Regions from separate parts of the Mus musculus genome. Here region 2 is linked to region 1. The links are chromatin loops, found by intact Hi-C in ENCODE. Cell type or tissue: gastrocnemius. All regions are shown on one strand. Links, peaks and the distances in the headings refer to the core of each region. The heading gives the core; the rest is flanking DNA.

Evidence for each region. Peaks named below come from ENCODE experiments on the same cell type or tissue, not always from the same donor. Only the 100,000 strongest peaks of a DNase experiment are listed, where the experiment ranks them.
Region 2: it touches region 1 in a loop (8-fold over the local background); 16 of 42 quality-filtered maps call a loop at or near these places.

What each region holds. Positions count from the first base shown.
Region 1 is chr9:101,312,673-101,315,484 of GRCm38, forward strand. No RefSeq gene overlaps it. Among named protein-coding and RNA genes, the nearest start is that of Gm28979, 28 kb to the right of the region's middle. In gastrocnemius, for the core only: a CTCF peak has its summit at 1,526 (motif pointing right); a DNase peak (open chromatin) is centred at 1,540.
Region 2 is chr9:101,180,749-101,183,560 of GRCm38, forward strand. The region is part of intron 4 of Ppp2r3a (protein phosphatase 2, regulatory subunit B'', alpha); the gene reads right to left. Among named protein-coding and RNA genes, the nearest start is that of Gm24338, 41 kb to the right of the region's middle. In gastrocnemius, for the core only: a CTCF peak has its summit at 1,371 (motif pointing right); a DNase peak (open chromatin) is centred at 1,392; H3K27ac peaks cover 331 bases.

The DNA.
Region 1 (2,812 bases), core at 288-2,787:
GCTCACAACGGGCAAAAGACACAGACACAAGGACACCCAAGACAATGAGCGGTTATGGTAGTCTGTCTGTCTTTCTCTCTCTCTCTCTCTCTCTCTCTCTCTCTCTCTCTCTCTCCCTCTCTCTCTCCCTCCCTCCCTCCCTCTCTCTCTCTCTTTCTTTCCTTCTTTCCTTCCTTCTTTCTTTCTTTTTTCTTTCTCTCTCTCTCTTTGTCTCTCTTTCTTTCTCTCTCTTTCTTTTTTGAATTGAATATTTTATTTATTTATATTTCAAATGTTACCCCCTTTCCTGATTTTCCCCCAGAAGCCCCCCTATCCCATCCCCTCTCTTGCTTCTATGAGGGAGTTCCTCCACCCCTCCACCCACTCCCACCTCCCTGCCTTTGCATTCCCCTACACTGGGGCATCGAGCCTTCACGGGACTAAGGGTCTCTTCTCCCACTGATGCCCGACAAGGCCATCCTCTACTGTATATGCAGCTGGAGCCATGGTTCCCTCCATGTGTACTCCTTGGTTGGTGGTTTAGTCCCTGGGAGCTCTGGTTGGTTGATATTGTTGTTCTTCCTATGGGGTTGCAAACCCCTTCAGCTTCTTGGGTCCTTTCTCTAGTTCCTTCATTGGGGACCCCATGATCAGTTCAATGGATGGCTGTGAGCATCCGCCTCTGTATTTGTCAGGCTCTGGCAGAGCCTCTCAGGAGACAGCCATATCAAGGCTCCTGTCAACAAGCACTTGTTGGCATCCACAATAGTGTCTGGGTTTGATGACTGAATATGGGATGGATCCCCAAGTAGCACAGTCCCTGGATGGCCTTTCCTTCAGTATCTGCTCCACACTTTGTCTCCATATTTGCTCCCGTGAGTATTTTGTTCCCCCTTCTAAGAAGGACCGAAGTACCCACACTTTGAACTTCCTTCTTGCGCTTCATGTGGTCTGTGAATTGTATCTTGGGTATTCCAAGCTTTTGGGCTAATAACCACTTATCAGTGAGTGCATACCATGTGTGTTCTTTTGCAATTGGGTTACCTACTCAGGATACTTTCTAGCTCCATCCATTTGTCTAAGAATTTCATGAATTCATTGTTTTTAATAGCTGAGTAGTACTTTATTGTGTAAATGTACCACATTTTCTGTATCCATTCCTTTGTTGAGTATTCCTCTGATATCTGGGTTGTTTCCAGCTTCTGGCTATTACAAATAAGGCTTCTATGAACATAGTGGAGCATGTGTCATAGCATTGTTACATGTTGGAACATCTTTTGGGTATATGCCCAGGAGTGGTATAGCTGGGTCCTCAGGTAATACTATGTCCAATTTTCTGAGGAAACCACCAAGCTAAGATAAAAAACTCAGGTGACAGCAGATGCTGGTGAGAATATGGAGAAAGAGGAACACTCCTCCATTGTTGGTGGGATTGTTAAGCTGGTACAACCACTGTGGTAGCCTTTCTCTTGCAAAAAGTGAAAGCCTCCTGGGAAGAAAAAAAAAAAAAAAAACCACAAAGCCAGAATGACCACAAGAGGGCGCCAGTGTACCTTAAACAGCCTTTCTGACCAAAAACCTCTGGCAGGTTTGCCTTGCAGTGCCAGGGAAAGACAGAATGAATACACATGGGAAAGGAGTAGGGAGGGGAAAAATCGTATTGTTACATGTAACTAGAAAGCTTACCATATTTATGCATCCAGGGCCTCTTAAATACAGAAATCACAAGCACATTAGACGATAATAGGCAGGTAAGGGATTAGATTGAAAATACCTCAAATACGGATGTGAATAGGTCAGTAGACTTTAAAACAGAATAAACCTCACTTCGAAGCAAGGTAGCTATGGAAACATTACCAAAATTATTCTGTTACTCCATGGCTGCTGTGGGTTCTGCAGCCTGGAAATGCTGTCAAGGGAGGGCAGAATATTATTTTCTTATAAATAATACAACACAGGATCCTATATGGAAAGTTGGGAGAAATTAGATTTCAGAGGTGGAGATGTTTCAACAAAAATACCCAACAGCTTTAATTTGCTTTCTGATAACTTAGCTCTGGGTTTTCAGTTGTTAGGTTTTCTTCTACGTCTGCTCTTTGCTGCAGGAAGGGAGCCAGAGAGATGTTTATCGTCAGGTCTCTGGATATGTTCTACACACTCACATGCCTGCACATTTAACATGGCTTGCAGAACTCACCCATTTTCCTAGGTATGACTCATACGAGTGAACGGTCATAGCATTTACATGTCTCATTTGCCTGTGCAAGAGTAGGGCTGGGCTGTTTATATGAGGCCGTTGGTTTCTACCACTGATTCTCAGAGACCCTGCGTTGACTACCTGGGCTCTTGAATCTCTCAGCAAATTCCGACGAGCATATAGTGACCGTGAGCTTAGCTGTTCTATGGGAACATTGAGAGCACAGGTGCAGGTGAGGGCTAATGAAATAGGTTCACCTGGGATGGATAACCCTGGAGATGTGATAAGTCCCACGATGGTAGGAGCTAGGAATTGGAGATACACATCGATGCCATTACCAAGTTATGCTCCTATTCTGGACTGACATGTGTCCCTTTTCTCCAGAGGTTAGAGGAACCTCTGTGCCCCAAAGACACAGCAATCTGGAGTCAAATACATGCTCCAGAGGTCCAGATGTTCATATGTTCAAGGTCCCAAGGTTAAGAAGTAAGGTCTACCAGCACTCCTATCCACACCCAGATATTGGGGTATCTGCAGTAACACACTGGCCACAAAAAGGAGGAAAACCATGACGGTAAGAGGGAATGGTCACACACAGAGCAGGCCATGGCTTAACTTTGTAGAGAAAGACTGAAA
Region 2 (2,812 bases), core at 239-2,738, 130 kb before region 1:
TGTGTTATTAGGGAGAAGGCTCATTCAGTTAAGCCTCACGGGGCTTTAAACTCTGACTTTTAAAGAACAAGCTTCGGGACGAAGCCCTCTGTCACGTGTTCTGACTTTCTAGAATTCCTCACCTCCAACCATAGTTCCATAGACCCTGACAGAAAAGTCAAAGCACTGAAAAAGCAAAACAACTACTTTTTCCTGGACTTTGTTTTTTATGTTTGTTAGTTTTTGTAAAAATGGTGGTGCTAAGCCAGGCAGAGGTGGCACATGACTTTAATGCCAACACTTGGGAGGCAGAACTAGGGCAATCTTGGTGAGTTTGAGGCCAGCCTGGACTACAGAACTAGTTCCAGGACAGCTAGTTCCAGGACAGAAACCGTGTCTTGAAAACAAAACCCAGAACAATAACAATAGGGAAAAGGGTGCTACTCAGACTTTGTTTTCTGGGTTTGAAACTTTGGGGTCATTTAATTTTTTCTTATCATCTATATCTAATTATTAACTCCAGATTTTCTGATTTTCCTTCATTAATCAAATTGATTATTGAATGCAAACTGTATGTCAGGTATTTTATCTGGCCTTGAATGGGTTTGGATAAAAGAAAATGAGATAGTTTTATTCCCTATAAGGAATGTACAGTTCAGTGTTTGGTTTCCAACAGAATCATACGACTGTGGAACCACTGCGGTATTGAGTAATGAGTACAGCTGTCATGAAAGCACAGAGCAGGCCCGTGAGATTTCCAGCAGAGAAAAATAGGAAAGAAAGAAGTGTTGTGGTGAGGAGGGCCGCATGCACAGATGCCTGGTGAGAGAGTCATTACAGCGTCTGGGCAACACCCAGTGCAGAGCTCGTAAGAGGAGGGGAGAATTTAAGGTGCTTGTTCTAAATCCAGCCCAAAGGCACTCTGACAGCAGGGAAATGATTTCCTTATGCTTAGGACTTCACTATTCAACTTCAAATTCTATACAGCTCTCACTAACAGAGTAAGCCAGGATGCATGTGTCTATGTCAAAATATTGTAATTCTATATTATCACCTTCTAGTTATTCTTTGTGCTTGAATACTTTTTGGTCTTAAAATATGGTATCTTATATTGCAGCCCACACTATGCAGGAATTCATAGCAATCTTCTTACATCAGCTTTCAAAGTGCGGGGATTACAGGCATGAACCCTTATGCTTGGCTTAAACATTTTATATAAAATACTCAAACTGCTTGCTATGAAGGGTGAAAATCACAAAAAACTTCAAAAACTCAAATCCCATTCCTAGGGATGGTAACTCAAACCATCATTCACTCACTCAGTGTTCCTAAATACTCACCCTTGAGCCTGCCTTACAGAATCTGACTTTTAAATGGCATTTAAGAGGAGGTCCCACTAGAGGGCGCCCACACCATTTTAGTAACTGACAGTGTACACTCATTCAGTAGGACTTTCCCACCGAGGGATTGGAATGCTGCTGGTGCCCTGTAACTCCCTTGGTGAGCAGTTTCTGCAGACTTGCCCATCATGACTTTCTGTTCCTTTACTCTTCTGCAGAAGTTGCTTTCCCTCAGAGATGGCAGCTCATTTCAATGGATGGATGTGACTGCGGGGGCCATTACTGCTGTGCTGCTCTGTCTACCCTCTCAGAGACAGTCTCAATTAAAAGCTGGCTGCGACTTTCCCAGTAAACATGTAAATCTAACTAGACACAAGTTGTGCTTTGCTATAGTCAGCCTCCGTTACTCATGCTGTCCTGGAATATTAAAAATATAATATCAACAGATTCTGTTTAGATATGATATCTCTTCTGCTAGACTGTTTCCTATTTATTTTTAATCTCCAGTTTGTTTACAGTTTGCTCTTAATCAACACTCACATCTTGCCTTTTTCCTAGACTGCTAGGTAGTTTTTGGCTAACAATACTGAGCTCACTGACTAAAGAGGCCTCTGACAAGGGCCATGTGGGTTATTTAACCCTTTACATTCTAGTTCATGTTACAGATGAGGACTTCTCAGGGCCAGGCATCTACCTGGATAGATAGTTGAAAGAAGAAAGGAAGAGAGTTGAAGAAGCCCAATCATCTATAAATTTAAATTCTTAAATCTTACTACTGGTTTTTACTGGTTTTATATTCTAATTAAACCCAAAATTCTCAGTTCAAATTCTGATTTTGCTACTGGGAAAGGAGTAGACGAAGCTGAGTTCTCTGTGATGTTTGTCTGTTTTTATGAAAGTCTGTCTATAGCCCTGGCTGGCCTGGGACGTGTTATGTAGACTGTGATGGGGGTTCCTACTATTCAGGCCTTAGGATCTTTTCCTGTTCCGTGTTCTAGATTTGGAGACTACCAAGGGAGAAGTTGGGAGGCAGGGTAGAAATGATATAAATATAGTACTCATGTATAAAATTCTCAAAATAATTTTATTAAATAAGAAAAAAACCACCCCAAGGGCAAATGCTTTTTCCTCTGTCAGTGCATGCTGCTCATTAGTACTTTTTTTTTGTCTTTCCTTTCTTTGTGCTACTTCTGGTTTTTTGGGGGGGAGGGGTTAGAGACAGGGTTTCTCTGTATAGCCCCGGCTGTCCTGGAACTCACTCTGTAGACCAGGATGGCCTGGAACTCAGAAATTCGCCTGCCTCTGCCTCCCAAGTGCTGGGACTCAAGATGTGCACCACTAGCTTTGAAGAAGTCTCTTACTTTTCCTCTCGCTGTAGTGTTGTCCAGTTGGTGTAGATTCCCCTAAGGCTCTTCAATTCCTTGGTATCTGAACAACTCAGAACCAATCCAGAAATACACTGGGACAATAGGAAGTACTTGTAACCTTTGGCT